Regions from separate parts of the Mus musculus genome. Here region 1 is linked to region 2. The links are chromatin loops, found by intact Hi-C in ENCODE. Cell type or tissue: gastrocnemius. All regions are shown on one strand.

The links. Hi-C counts contacts between places; a loop is a spot of excess contacts. Peaks named below come from ENCODE experiments on the same cell type or tissue, not always from the same donor. Only the 100,000 strongest peaks of a DNase experiment are listed, where the experiment ranks them.
Region 1: a loop joins it to region 2, with 2.5 times the contacts of the local background. A loop is called at or near these places in 27 of 42 quality-filtered maps.

The regions. Positions count from the first base shown.
Region 1 is chr4:117,766,821-117,774,820 of GRCm38, reverse strand. No RefSeq gene overlaps it. Among named protein-coding and RNA genes, the nearest start is that of Klf17, 5.2 kb to the right of the region's middle. In gastrocnemius, a CTCF peak has its summit at 3,673 (motif pointing right); DNase peaks (open chromatin) are centred at 3,679 and 4,476.
Region 2 is chr4:117,710,534-117,718,533 of GRCm38, reverse strand. No RefSeq gene overlaps it. Among named protein-coding and RNA genes, the nearest start is that of Gm34746, 15 kb to the right of the region's middle. In gastrocnemius, no CTCF peak of the experiment used is centred here; no DNase peak of the experiment used is centred here.

The DNA.
Region 1 (8,000 bases), 56 kb before region 2:
AGCACTAGGGAGGTTGAACCTGAAGGTTCCTAAGGCCCACTGCCAGCTGGTCCAGCTTCCCGGGCAAGGCCTAGGTCCCAGTGTAAGATCCTATCTCAAACCAGCCAAGGAGATAGTTCCTGAGTAATGACAGGTGAGGCTGCTCTCTTGCCTCTGCATCCACGCACATACAAAGTGGTGTGTGGCTGAGGGAAGAGGAGAGAGAATTCAAGGCCAGCCTGGGCTACATAATGAGTTCAAGGCCAGACTGGTAACTCAGTGAGAGCCAGTTAAAGAAGAAGAAGGGGGTGGTGAGGAGGGGGAGAGAGGGGAGAGGCTCTCTCTTAGAGAAGCCTATTACCCCCCCCCCATGTGTTTACCTCTGAGCAACTCTTCCTCTCTAAATCTCCATGTTTAAGCTATATAAAAATGTCATTAAAGGCCAGAGAGATAGATCATGAGGTAAAGGTGCCTGCTGCCCAGCCTGAAGACCTGAGTTCACCCCCTGGGGACTCACATGGTGGAAGGAGAGAACCAACTTCTGCGAGATGTCCTTTGACTACACACACTAAATAAATAACATTACTCCTTTTGTTTGTTTTGTTTGCTTTTTGTTTTTTGAAGACAGAATTTCTCCGTGTAGCCCTGGCTGTCTTGGCACTTGCTTTGTAGCCCAAGCTGCACAAACTCACAGAGAACTTAGAAGCTAAGTTGCAAGGTCAACACAACAGTATCAGTCAACTAGGTGCTAAATTTTTGCTTTTTAAGATTTATTTATTTATTACATGTAAGTACACTGTAGCTGTCTTCAGAAGAGGGCATCAGATCTCCATGTGAGCCACCATGTGGTTGCTGGGATTTGAACTCAGGACCTTTGGAAGAGCAGTCAGTGTTCTTAACCGCTGAGCCATCTCTCCAGCCCAGATGCTAAGTTTTCAGGGGGTGGTGGCAATGCTTGCTGAGGGATGGAGAGATGGCTCAGCACCTACATGGCAGCTAACAGTGGGCTGTAATTCCAGTTGCAGGGGAATCTTACGCCTTCTGGTTGCTGCAGGTTTGCATTCATGTGGAGCACCCACAAAACATCCACATACCTAAGATACAAACCAAAGTTAGAAGAAAGCTGCCATGACGCCATGCACCTTTAATCCCAGCACTCGGGAGGCAGACGCAGGCGGATTTCTGAGTTTGAGGCCAGCCTGGTCTACAGAGTGAGTTCCAGGACAGCCAGAGCTATGTAGAGAGACCCTGTCTCAAAATTTAAAACAAAACAAAATTTAAGGAAGAGGACTGATCCTCCAGTGGACTAGAGTCTAGTTCATAGCGCCCTCGCCACGAGGCTTATAACTATTTGTAACTTGAGCTCTCAGGGATCTGACATACTGTTTTGGCCTCTGGAGAAACTTGCACGGATGTGGTATACAGACACATAGACACCTGAATAAACCTTAAAATGTGGACATGGAGAGATGGCTCAGCAGTTAAAAGCACTTGTTGTTCTTGCAGAAGACGACCCTGGTAAGGTTCCCTGCATACAGATGGCTCACAATCATCTGGAACCCCAGTTCCCTCTTCTGATCTCCACAGGTTCCAGGCATGCACGTGGTGCATAACACGTAGGCAAAATGCTCTCTCACACACACAAAGTAAATGAATCTTAAAAAAACGTTCAATGTTATCTCAGGTTGCACAGGAAACTTGAGACCAGCCTCGGCTACGTGAGACCATGAGACACTGAGACACCGTCTCAGAAGTGGGAGGTGGGATAGATAAGGACAAAGACAGATTTCTACTGAGAAAAAAAAATGCATTGTAACCAAATTCGAGTCACCGAGGGAGGTGTTTGACATACAAGGGACAGTAGAGTAAGCAGTATATGCTGGAGATGTAGTTGGGAGAGCCACCTGTGAAGGAAATGGGGGGTGAGCACAGCTGGGTTGAAGACAGACTAGAAAGCAAATGCAGGCCCCAGGAGACCCCAGTCACCAGCAAGCAACTCTGGAACAAGCGCTGTCCACGAGAGGGTGTTAAATTAAGGGGGACGAGCTAGCTCAGCCTCTGTCTCAACAGCACCTTGCGCCAGATACCAGACTGTTGGAAGTCATGCCCTTGGTACAGCTGCTATCTGTAGAAGAGAGAGAGGGACCTAGAAGTAACTGGCAACTGCAAGCTGTTTTCTTAGTGCATCCCCTGCAGTGGGGCCACAGTTCTTCCTCTCAGGAGAGGGTCTGGGCCACCCATCCCTTTCTGCCACAGAGATGTGTATTTACTTTGCATATATAAAGAACTCCAAGAAATCAATATGAACTCCTAGGTTACTGAGAATAATAATGACCACCTAAATTTGAACCATTTAACATTTCAAATATCAGTGTAGAACAAGGGTCAACAACTCATGCCCTGTGGGCCAGGCACGTGTTTTAAAGATGTAATGAGGGGGCTGAGGTTGTAGCTCAGTGGTAGAGAGTTGGCCTGGAAAACACACACACACACACACACACACACACACACACACACACACACACACACACACACTCACACACTCACTCACACACACACACACTCACTCTCACACACTCACACACTCTCACACACACACTCACACACACACACACACACACACACACACACACACACACACACACATACACACTGGCAAGAAAGATTTGTTGGCTCACTGTCATGCCCACTTCGCTTCAAAGAGTTTTCAAGCCTGCTTCCATGTTACCATAGGAGAAAAAGAACAACAGGTATTGACTGGCTTGCCGTCTCACAAACCCACAATCCTTTCTGAGGACAGGGGAACAAGGCCTCATACTGCAGCCCAGGTTGGTCTGAAACTCACTATATAGCTCAGAGTAGCCTCCTGCCTCAGCCACACATGTAGGGCTAAACTAGAACACATACTGAAAGGCTGTCGTTAAAAACCAAACCACACCAAACCAAACCACCACCAACAAAACCTACCTAGGCATGGTTGTGCACATCTTTAACTCCAGCTCTTGGAGGCAGAGGCAGGCTGATCTCTGAGTCTCAGGCCATCCTGGTCTACAGAATGAGCTCCAAGATAAGTAAAACCCTGTCTCAAAATCCAGGAAAAATATTTGTATGCTATCTCTCTATCGATTGATCAATCTATCATCTTGATATTGATATTTTTTTTAGAGACTGATATTGATATGAGTTTGAAAGAGGAAGATGTCTAACAAAAGGAACCCTGGTAAATCAGGACAGCACAGGGAGAGATTGAAAGACCCTGAAGGTGCTGGAGAGATGGCCCAGCCCAGAGGTACAGAATACTTTCTGCTCTTGCTGAGGACCAGAGTTGGTCCCAGGACCCACGTCAGGAGGCTCACAGCCTTATAACTGGATCTGAAGGCCTTTTCTGCCCTCCATGGACAACCACACACATAATGTGTGCACTGCACACACAGACATACACATAAGAAATAAAAGATCTTTAAAAAAAGACCTTGTTTCAGAAAAAAAAAAATCAAAACCAAAGAGGAGGAGGAGGAAGAAGAGGAGGAGGAGGGGGGAACAGAGGGAAGGAAGACAGAATAAGGGTGAGGAGAGGAGAGAATGAGAAAAAAGAGGGTGAGTGGCATTTTTGTATTGTTACAAAAGTAGCCTAAACCGTCAAACCTTGAGCGCCCTTGAGACAGCAGCATTCAAAGGCTGTAGTTTAAAATCTGGACGGAAGGGGGCACCATTAAACTAAGGAATCTTGAAAACAGCCCTACTTCTAAAAACTGGTGAAACCAAGGGCCTGCACTAGTCTAAGCCAGTTAGGGCCCAGAGGTGAGAGAAGTAGACAGAAGCCTCATTCGCAACCTGAAAGCTATCTCCAAATGATAACTACTCACTGAGTAAAACATCGTTCTAGCCAACAATCTCACTGGGTATACAAACTAAAGGTCCAGGCAGTTTCCATGCCTAGCAATAGAAGACCAGTACAAAACAAACTTGTATTTTTGGAGATTTTCATGTCTCATAATGCTTTGTCTGAACATTTCAAAAAACCTTGCTTATGCATTATAGTTCTGAAGGTTTTGTGTTTTTGTGGGATTTCTGTGTATATGTGAATGTGTGTGTCTCTGCATCTATGTGTGCTTCTTTGGTTCTTTTAATTTTTTTCTTTTGTTTGTTTTATTCTATTAAAGTTTGTATTTTCTTATTATTCTTTTTAGATGCTTGTTTGTTTTCTAATGAGAGCAAGAAAAGGTGTGGATGTAGTTGGGTGGGGGGGTTGGGGAGAGAAACTATAAGCAGAATATATTGTATGGAAAAAAATCTAATTTAAAAAAAAGTTTTAAAAAATGATAAAAATAAATTAAAACAGAATTTCTGCCAAAAAACAGAACATGAGACTCAAAATAGCCCAAAATGTGAAGAACATTTCCACAGCCCACCTTAGGCACACTGCCAAAGAGAAGCACAACTCACCACACTGGATTGGCTTCAAACATCTGGGGGTGCAAAGAGAAGCTGGACGTGGTGGGCGTGCCCTGAGATACCGGAACTTGGAAGACAGAAGCAGGACAGGGTCATCTCCAGCCTTACAGAGAGCCTTGAGCTAGCCTGGGCTACCTGAGACCCTGCGGCAAAACCAGCCAAAACTCTTGAAGTAGGGCTGGAGATTGCTTCGGGAGGTGACTGGAGAGGACTCAGGGGTTATGAGCACTTGTTTGGACCCCAGGATCCGCAGCAGGCTCCCAACACCCTTCTTCTCATCTCTGCCCGCACTAGGAACACACGCGGTGCACAGAGATGTAAGCAAAGCACACAAATACACACAATACACACAAAGTAAAATAAATAAAACTAAAAAGGAAAAAATTTTAAAAGGAACCTCTAGAGAGTCAGATTGGTGGTAAACTGAGTTTGAAGTCAGCCTGGTCTACACAGTAAGTTCCAAGACAGTTAGGTTAGAGTTATGCAGACTCTACTTCTAAAAAAAAGAAAATAAAACAAACGCACGGAAAAGGACCTTTTCTTTTCGAGAACTCAAATATTAAAACACAAACAGGCATCTTCATACGAAGGGACCAATGAGCACACTAAAGGAGAAAAAGATTAGGAATGACCAAGGGCTGCTTCTTGTGTCAAGGCCTGAGCTCGTGCACTGCGACTCTGGAGCAGGGTGGTGTAAATTCCAGGCCCACAGGGAGATGGAGGCAGGCAGATATGGTAATGGAGACATAGCTGAGAGCTTATATTTGATTAGAGAGTTGAAGTGGGGTGAGAGAGGGAGAAACTCTGGGCTTGGAGTGGGCTTTTGAACCTCAAAGTCTACCCTCGATGACATACCTCCACCAAGAAGGCCACTCAACTCTTCCTAGTCCTTCCCAAACAGTTCTACAACTGGGGACCAAGTATTCTAACATATGAGCCTATGGGGGCCTCCTTTATGATCAAATCACCACAGGATGAGAACTCCAAGATGCAGCCTCATCTTCAACAACAGGATGCAAAGTCAAGCAGGCGAAGAACCAGTTATTTTTTATTTTATTTTATTTTAGTGTACAAGTGTTTGACCTTCATGGATATATGTCATATATAGGGTTAGGGTTCATATTGCGTATATATATATATATATATATATATATATATATATATATATACACACACACACACACACACACACACACACACACACATATATATATATATATATATATACATGCATACCCAGTGCATTGAAGACACACTAAGTGCAAGGTTATTATCCCATGTCTAGAAGACACAGTACATGTGAAGTTATTCACTGCCTTGTCTGAACATTTTTGAAAACCTTGCTTATGCATTATAGTTCTAAAGGTTTTGTGGTTAGCAAGTATAAAATATTAAAAGTGTGGGGGGGAACAGATTCCTGAGGGTTCACTCACAGAAATGAGAGGATACGACTAAAAGAATCTGTATAGTTATGAAATAATTCCCAATGCAAATTTTGCCCTGAAAATAGAGGTGGGGGGGGGGCGGCCTCTGGAGACCGCTCAGTGTGTAGGGGCATTGCTCTTTCAGAGGACTTGAGTTCAGTTCCCAGCGCTACATAGAGTAGTTCATAACTATCTGGAAGTCCAGCTCCAAGGATCTGACTCCTTCTTCTGGTCTCTGAAGACATCTGCACACGTACACACGCACAGGCACACCCGGGGACTGGAGAGATGGCTGAGTGGCCCAGTGCATACATTGCTCTTGCAAGATCAGTTGGGGCTTTTTCTTAACTGTCTAGCCCTCTCTCCAGCCCTACTTCATGGTTTTCTTTCTTTTTTCAAAGTTTTTTTTTCCCCCTTTCAAATCTGATCCTGGGGGCTGGAGAGATAGCTCAGCAGTTAAGAGCACTGACTGCTCTTCCGAAGGTCCTGAGTTCAACTCCCAGCACCTACATGGTGGCTCACAACCATCTGTAACGACGCCCTCGAGTTCTGGTATGTCTTTAGACAGCTACAGTGTACTTACATATAATAAATAAATAAATCTTTTTTAAAAAAATCTGATCCTGACAGAAAAACCCTTCAATTTTCAGGAAAAATAGGAAGCAAAGAAAAAAATTTTTGGTTGGGCTTTGGTGGCGCACGCCTTTAATCCCATCACTCAGGAGGTAGAGACAGAATGCTTAAGAGGCTAGAAACTAAGGAAAAGAAAAGGTTTTTGTTTTGTTTTGCTTTGTTTTGTTTTTGTTTTTGTTTTTCGAGATAGGGTTTCTCTGTAGAGCCCTGGCTGTCCTGGAACTCACTCTGTAGACCAGGCTGGCCTCAAGACTCAGAGATCTGCATGCCTCTGCCTCCCAAGTGCTGGGATTAAAGGCGTTTGCCGCCAAAGCTGCCGCCAAAGCCACCACCACCACACCTGGCTTAAAAAAACACTTCCTGCTAGCACCTTCTACAAGACATGATTTCTGTTTTGTTTATCCCACTTAAAGTATTAGTGTAGCTCCTTTGGGTTTTTGGGGGGAGAGGGGGCAAACTTGGATTTATATAAGTTCTCATTAGTCTTCATAAGCCAATGAAAACAAAGGTCCTTAGGTTTAGTAGTCCCAGGAAGACAAAAAATCCGCAAGGTGTCCACAAGTAGGGCTTATTTCCTCCAAGGCCAAAGCTTCCTGTTTATTCCCTAATCATGTGACAGACTAAAAACAAACAAACAAACAAACAAACAAACAAAAAACCGTGGTCTTGGTCACAAAAGGCTTCTCTTCCTCCCAGAGGGCATAGAACAGAGGGCACAAGTCTTTAAAGCAACATCGCTAATGACAGCAACAACAGTAGCCACGAGGTTTAAATGATTTGATCAGACAATGCAAGCCACAAGTCATAGGAGGGTGAATCTGAGGTTAGCCTGGGTTACAAAGTGAGAGTCTCAGGGGAGTGGGCGGGCGGGGGGGGGGGGGATGGGAACAGCTTGCTAGAGCCTGATAGTGCATGCCTTTAATCCCAGCACTTGGGAGGCCGAGGCAGGTGAAACTCTTGAGTTTAAGGCCACACCTGGTCTACAGAGTGAGTTCCAGGACAGCCAGGACTACACAGAAAAACAAACAAACAAGAACAAGGCCAATAAAGAAAAATGGATGTTGCTTAAAGCTCCCCCTCTGTCTAACCGCCTGGCACTGATCATCACCCGCAGGCCAAGCCTGGCCCAGGTGTGTGACCTGAGCCCTCTCCTCTTCATCCTCACAGCTTCAAGTCTGATACCTTCATCCCATCCAGATTTGCTTCCCAATCAGATGCCTCAGAATATCCTGCCTATAATGAATCCATCCCTACAGAGTGACTCTCTGTAAGTGTTCTCTGCAAACGGAAAGGGCACCCACCAGCCACCGCCCAGGGACTCAGGGAAGTGCCCCTCTCTGTCCCCCAGTTCTCTTCCCCCATCAACTCAGTAAAGCACTAACTTCTGCTCATCACCTGTTATCTTAGAATGTCATACACTGAGCTGGGCGTGGTGGTGCAAGCCTTTAATCCCAGCACTTGGGAGGCAGAGGCAGGCAGATTTCTGAGTTCGAGGCTAGCCTGGTCTAC
Region 2 (8,000 bases):
AAAGAAACACTTGGGTGTGCAGTAGATATGATTTGTCAGGGACAACAGTGAAAGAGAAAATACTGAGATCTGTCCTCTACAGAGTCAGACAGGAAAATGGTGGTTGCCTGGGGGGCTGTGGGGGGAGGGGAGAATGAAGAGTTACTCCTAGATAGGCCTAGCAGAGCTACCTAGGGAGATCTTGTCTCAAAAGTCAATGGCAAGCTGAGAGTGGAGGCACATGCCTTTGATACCCAGCACGTGGGAGGCAGCAGGAAAGCATTTTTGGGAGTTCAAGGCCATCCTGGTCTATGAAGAGCAAGGAGTTCTAGAACATGCAGGACTAAATAGAGAAATCCTATTTTAAAATAAACAAAGAAATGAATAAAATACCCTCACTACAACAAAATAAAAATTGACATTACAGATCATTTATTATTATTAGTGGTTGTTTGTTTGTTTGTTTTGACAGGGATTCTCTGTATAGCCCTTGCTGTCCTGAAAATCCCTCTGTAGACCTGGCTGGCTTCTAACTCAGAGAACTATGTGCCTCTGCCTCCTGAGTGCTGACTGAGTGAAAGTGTACCAAGATCACCGGGCTACTTATTTTTTGTCTGTTTGTCTGTGAAGCATTTATTTATTTATTTTTTATGTAAGTACACTTTATTGTCTTCAGACACACACGAGAAGAGGGCATCTGATCCCATTACAGATGGTTGTGAGCCACCACGTGGTTACTGGGAATTGAACTCAGGACCTCTGGAGAGCAGACACTGCTCCAAGCTGCTCAGCCATCTCACCAACCTCTACCTACTTATTTTTCAAACCATCTTTTTTTAGTTTTTTTTTTCTTGTTTTTGTTTTTTGTTTTTACTATTTTTAAATTAATTCATTATTATTATTATTTCTTTTGTTTGTTTTGTTTTTCAAGACAGGGTTTCTCTGTAGCCCTGACTATCCTGGAACTACCTCTGTTGACCATGCTGGCCTTGAACTCAGGGATCTGCTTTTCTTGCCTCTGCCTTCCTAGTGTGGGGATTAAAGAAATAGGCACCACTGTCAACCAAATCTGTGTGAACACAATAAAAATATTGTTTGAGAAGCACTGAGGGCGGGACAGCCATTTAGATGGGTGGGGCAGGTTGTTTTGGGGGATTAAGGTAAACCAAACTGTGGTGGCTCACACCTTTAATCCCGGCACTCAGCAGGCAGAGGCTGGTGGATCTCTGAGTTCCAGCCAGCCTGGTCTACAAGGTGAGTTCCAGGACAGCTGGAACACACAAAAAAAACCTTGTTCCAAAACAAAGAAACAAACAAACATAAAACCGAACTTGACAACCAAAACACACAGCATAAATATTCCAAACCAACAGACCTCTAGGTGGGAAGGAAGATGGCTCAGTGGTTAAGAGCCATTTTGTGTGTTTTTGTGTATGTGTGGCTCATAAAAGACTCCAGGTCAAGGGGACCTAACTCTCTTTTGGCCTTCAGAGACACATACACTCATTTTTCACATATCAGGAAACACGATATTATGATTATATAATATATAAAATGTATAATACTTACAAAACTTGTCCAGAGTGGACCCACCAGATGCAGATGAGTATCTGAGAAAACGGAAGCAGGGAGGGAACCTGGTGTACACAGTACAGTACTGCCTCTGGTCTGTAAGCTTCAGGCCCCCAGGAATGCAAATGGATCTGAACTGCTGGACAGGACCTTTAAAACGAAGATTTTTATAGGTCAGGCCTGGTGGCACACATCTTTAAACTCAGCCTGTGGGAGGCAGAGGCAGATGTATCTCTGTGAGTTTGAGGCCAACCTGGTTTACACAGTAAATTCCTATAGAAAGAAACATTATCACACACCAAAAAAAGCCATTTATTTACTTTGTATCTATTTCTTTGAGGCAGTGTCTGTCTACAGAGCCCTGGCTGACCTGAAATTTCCTAGGTGTATCAGGCAGGCCTTGATCCACTTTGCCTCTGACTCCCCTCCATATACAGGAATTAAGGGCAAGTGCTGCCATACCTGCCTTCATTTTATTATTTTAAAAATTGTTATTTTGAGACAGGCCTGGGCAGGCCTGAAACTCCCAATGTACACTAGGCTGGCCTTAAAAATCAGAAGTATTGGGGCTGGAGAGATGGCTTAGCGGTTAAGAGCACTCTCTTCCAGAGGTCCAGAATTCAATTCCCAGCAAGCACATGGTGGCTCACAACCACCAGTATTGTGATCTGATGCCCTTTTCTTGTGTTTCTGAAGACAGTGAGAGTGTATTCACATTTATAAAATAAATAAATCCTGAAAAAACCAGTCAGAGATCTTCCTGCTTCAGTCTCAAGTCTGGACTTGCGTTGTGGTCACCATGCATACTCTCATCCTGCTCTCTATCTGGTTCATGAGTCCTGGCATTCCCGACAGCTTTGAGGCCTGCTTAAGGCCTGAACTAGGACTACATCTTGGAGAGACAGTTGTGATGCTTACAATTGTTTTGATTACAATTCCACCCCACGGGCTCCAGCACAGGCTGCGTTTGTCTCTCAGCACACGTTCCCCTAATACAACCTCTTCAGATACATCCTCTGCCTCACTGCTAGCATTTTTGACCTCCCCACCTTTAGAACTCCCAGCCCCGGCCAGTAACCTTTCCCAGTGAGATTTGAGACTTACCGAAGCAGATCCAGAAAGTGGACTCTGATGGTAACCACTAGCTGATGTGATCTAGGTGGACTGGAAGAAACCCATTCTGAAGAACTGGCTTTGACTTTTATGGGGTCTTGTGTTGGTCACACCCCTTTGGGGGAGGAGCCTAATGATGTGAGTGTCTACCTACCAACCAGTTGTGACCGTGGGATTTTTGAATTTGCTCGAGAGCAGCCTTGAGGCAGTTGTTTACAGCGTGTGTATCCAGAGTCTTTTGGAGGGTTGAATTGCCCTTTCACATATTAGATTCCTGCATATCAGATACACTAGGATTCATTAAGTAGCACAAATTATAGTTTTAAAGTAGCATCAAAATTAATGTTATTAGGCGGGGCAGTGGGGGAACACGCCTTTAATCCTAGCACTTGGGAGGCAGAGGCAGGTGGATTTTGGGGTTTGAGGCCATCCTGGTCTACAGAGTGAGTTCCAGGACAGCCAGAGCTATACAGAGAAACCCTGTCTCGAAAAACCGAATATATATATATATATATATATATATATATATATATATATATATATATAATTTATATCAGATTCTATTACAGATGGTTGTGAGCCACCATGTGGTTACTGGGAATTGAACTCAGGACCTCTGGAAGAGCAGTCGGTGCTCTTAACCATTGAGCCATCTCTCTAGTCTGTGGTGAAAGATTTTAATCCCATATATAGATATCTGGCTCAAACATACACACATGATATTTCTTTGTGTATTCTATAGGTGTGTCCTTGGGGAATTTCATTGACATCCTAGTGGTGTAACAGCTGACTTGAATTCCTGGCACCCTAACAGCACTAGCCTAGGGAAGCAGCCTTCCTAGGTTCCACCAGCACCCCCCCCCCAATCAGGTTTCAGTTTTATGAGCTAGAAAATGGCATTTTTATGCCTAGTGTGTCCAAAATCATGGGCTTCTCATTTTTAATGAATGACTGAATAATTGCATGGCTCTTGGGTCCAGATCAAGACTCCCCAATTCTAGCTTGCTTCCATCCCCCTCTCCCAGTCTTCTCCTATTTTGAGGATCACAGACAGTGTTCCAGTCCTAAGCAACTACTCTACCACTGCATTCCACACACACCTGAGAATGGTTTGGGTTGGTAGTACTTGTTCACTTGGAGAGGGCAAGGTGACCGTTTGTTTATTTGTGATTGCTCGTGTTGAATTTCCCAAAGTGGCAACTTGGGATCTCAGACTTCCTCTTTGTCCAGGTGGACTGCTTAATCCCATCTTTGTACTTCTCTGCAGGTCCACTTGCTGCTTCCTAATTCCTTATTTGGGTGTGGTTTATCATGGCCTTTCTATGTTCTCATTCATGTTATTTCTACTGTTAAGAACATCAGTTTAAGCCAGGCCTGGTGGCACACACCTTTATCGCAGCACTTGGGAGTCAGAAGCAGGCAGAACTGTGTGGGGTTGAGGACAGCCTGGTCTACCAAGCCAATCCAGGACAGCCAGGGCTACACAGAGAAATTTTTAACTCAAAACACCAAAAATAAACACTGCAAAAACAAATGACTGAACAAAAATATCATTGGTTTATTATGGAAGGAAACAGGGAGTCCTGTAAATGATACAGAGGTTACTGTAATGGCTCCTTCATATCTCAGTCCACGAGTGGGGGGGGGGGGGGAGAGACACACCTGGATCAGCAGGACAGCAGCCAGATCAGCAGAGCTGAGTGTTAAGTGAGTCCTTGCCTGCAGACATTTTGTAACAGCTAGACTCATCTGTAGCCTTGCTATGAACTAGGCCACAGCACTGGCAACATGTAGAGGCCATGTCTTGGTGCTCAACTCATGAATCCCCTGAGCAGAAACTGTGGGGAGTCCAGAAGAAGAATGACATCTTCAGAAGGGCTTATCTTGTATTCAGATAACCACTGCAGACAGCTGAAAGCTTAAGCAGCAAGCTGGGTGTGGAGGGGTGTGCTTGCCTGGGATGCCTGCGCTCAGGGGGCAGAGGCTGAGGGAATGTTTGAGCAGGACAGATCAGCCTGATGGCACTTCACAGAACTCTGCAGGGTAAGAGCCAATTGCAACCTGGTGTAAAAAAAAGCACTCATAGATAGTAGAAGTGATATGACAGGCAGAAAAGCCGATCATGCCTAGGGCACTGGGTTCTCTTTCTGCCCAAGGCTGCAACCCTTAGCATTCATCCAACTAGAGGATTATGTACTATCTGTCCTTGTCCCCCACTGACTCACCATTGGCTATAGGAGGAGCTCTGCGCAGTCTCCAAGACCACCATATCAGTGCAACTGGCAAACAGACGTTTCACCTGAGGCTGAGACTCATGCCCCACCTTTCTAGAACACACAGCAGTGAGCTCGAGCACAGGCTCCCTGGCTTAGTGTGTTTTCCCCTCCAGGGTGGCCTCAGCAATTTCTCAATCCTTTAGATGTTTGCTTGATATGCTGTTGCCTCAGGCTGATAAACCAGCCTGGGTCACAAGGATTCTGTACCTGTCTCCTTGGAGAACGTTATGGCCTCAGGCTCTAAAGAGCAGAGGGTGGAATGGAAGAGTTCAGCTCCAGGCTGGGTCACTTAGCTCCAAAAACAGGCAAAGATGTTACTAGGTGAGCCTTAAGGGCTAAACTTGCCCAGGCTATACTTTGTAGACAGGGACCTAGTTTTCTCAGAGAGCTGGAGTCAAGATTGCTAGGTTGCAGGAACCGAGGGATAATGCATATTCATACCTGCTCTGTGAACCAACTGAACTAATATTCATCAGTCAATTTAGGCAGGCCACAGGGTGGATTGCTATATGCAGTCTTTGCACATCTCTGCAGATCCACTTCTTGCTTGTAATTTCTTATTTGATTTTGTTATACGATGGTCTTTCTATATTCTCATTCATTTTATTTCCATTTTTTAAATCATCAGTTTAAGCCAGGCCTTTATCCCAGGACTTGGGAGGCAGAGGCAGCCAGAACTGTGTGAGGTTGAGCACAGCCTGGTCTACAAAGTTGATTCAGGACAGCCAGGACTAAACAGAGAAATCTTAACTCAAAAAGCCAAGAGAACAGGCCTGGAGAGATGGCTGTGAGGTTAAGAGCACTGGCTGTTCTTCCAGAGGTCCTGAGATCAATTCCCAGCAACCACATGGTGGCTCACAACCATCTGTAGTGCGATCAGATGCCCTCTTCTGATGTGTTTTAGGACAGCAACAGTGTACTCATATACGTAAGATAAACAATTCTTTAAAAAGAAAGCCAATTAAAAAACACTCCAAAAACTGAAAAACAAATGAACAAAGAAAAAAAATCATTCATTTATTATAAAAGGGAAGCATTGAAGTCATGTGAATGATGCAGAGGTTTGTGCAGTGCCTCTTCCGCATCTCAGCCCACAGGCTCTGAGAATAGCACCTTCTCTAAGACTGATAAGCAGTGTCTAGAGCTACTGAAATCGAGAACAGAGGAATCTAAAGAGAGAAGCCAATGATTTCAACACAGACCCTCAGTGGCCAACTGCATATCTGCAGAAAAAGAAGTATTTGGAAGGGGGTTGGGAAAGGCCTCAGTAGCTTGGATCATCCATGAATCCAACTGTGACTCTAATTCCCCACCCCCCAGAACCTGCTTTCTTGTGTCTGTTTGGCTTTGAGGTGGTCTTAAACCTCGGCCCTAGTTCCTCTGCATTCATAACTCTACCTCCCCATCCTCCTGAGTTATATGAGTGCCACCACATCCAAGACTCACTCTTGTCTTTTGTTTTGTGAGACACTGTCTCAGTAGGCAGCCCAGGCTGGCCTTGAACTTAACAATGCCTGGGTCCCCAGCTTCACCTAGCTCTTAGGATTTGTCATTTGTTTATAAGTGTATGTGCACATGTGCTATGTACTTGGGGGTGCCCTTGGAAGTGAAAAGAGGGCACTGGATCCTCTGGAGACAGAGTTACAGGAGGTTGTAAGCTGTTCATGGTGGGTGCGGGGAACTGGGCTCAGGTCCTCTGCAAGCACAGCAAGTGTACCTAACCACTGAGCACTGCTCTAGCCCTATCACAAGCTTTTATACACAGTGACCCAAGCAAGTGTCACTTAGTCTGCATTTTCTTAGTGAAGGGCTCCCAGAAGAGGCAGTGAGGGGACAGAAGGGAGAAGGCCAACTGTAGTGTGAGTGCGGGAGTTCTGGATTCTCCCTGGTCCTGCTGAGGGTCTCCAGGTAAGAAGATGGGCTCCATATGTGAGCAGAAGCTAAGGGACAGGCACACCCTCCACAGAAAGGCACAGGGGCTGCCTCTGACTCTGTTGCCTACCTTTGACCTCTTTCCCCTAATTGGGCTGCCTTGTCTAGTCTGCATAGGGGAAGCTGTGCCTAGTCTTGACTGCATCTTGATTTGCCAAGGCAGCTTGATGGTCCTGGGAGGCTTCCCGTTTTCTGAGATGAAAGAGAGGAGATTGTGGTGGGGGGCGGTGAGGGGAAAGGAAGGGATTGGGAGGAGGCAGAGGGTATGCCGTTATTGGGATATAAAGTAAATTAATAGAGTAAGTAATTTAAAAAAGAAACGTGATATGCTATCTAATGAAACAAAACAAACAAACAAACAAACAAAATACCTATGGAACTGAGGGTGTGTGATTTGACCAGTACTTTGCAACTAAATTTCTTCTGAAAACTCTCTCTAGGTGCCACATTGTAGCCATTCTCCAAGTCCCATTCCAAGAGCCCCAATGCCCTGTGTTTAAGTATATAACTGTGTTTGGAGATGAGGTCTTCTTGAGTTAAATGAAGTTACCACTTAGAAAATGCCTGGCGCTAGGCATGTTAGTTACTCTGGAGGCAGAGGCAAGCAGATCTCAGAGTATGTGGCCAGCCTGCTCTACCTTAAGTTCCTGGACAGCCAGGGCTATGTAGTGACACCCTGTCATGACCCACACCCCTAAAAAAAAAAAGGAACAAAGAAAATATGACAATATGACTGGTGTAGGAAGATGAAGTATGTGAGTGTGTGTGTGTGTGTGTGTGTGTGTGTGTGCAGGGTAGCGAGGCTCTGAACACACATGGAGGAGGTAGGCTCTGCACAGAGCATCCTAGGAGAGGCCAAGGCTGACTTCAACACCTTGCCTGTGCATCCTGCCTGCAGAACTGAGATATCAAAATTCAGATGTTCAAGCCAGCCAGCCATCTTATTTTGCTACAGTGCCTGGGAAGACACCTGAGTTCTTTGGATTTTCATGATGGTCTGTTTGTACAAGTGTATCACCTCGAAAGTGACTTCTCACTCTTTTTTTCCTGGTTTTGTTGTTTTGCTTTTTTTGTTTGTTTGTTTAGACAGGGTTTCATTATGTAGCTGTCTTGGCCTGAAACTCTGTC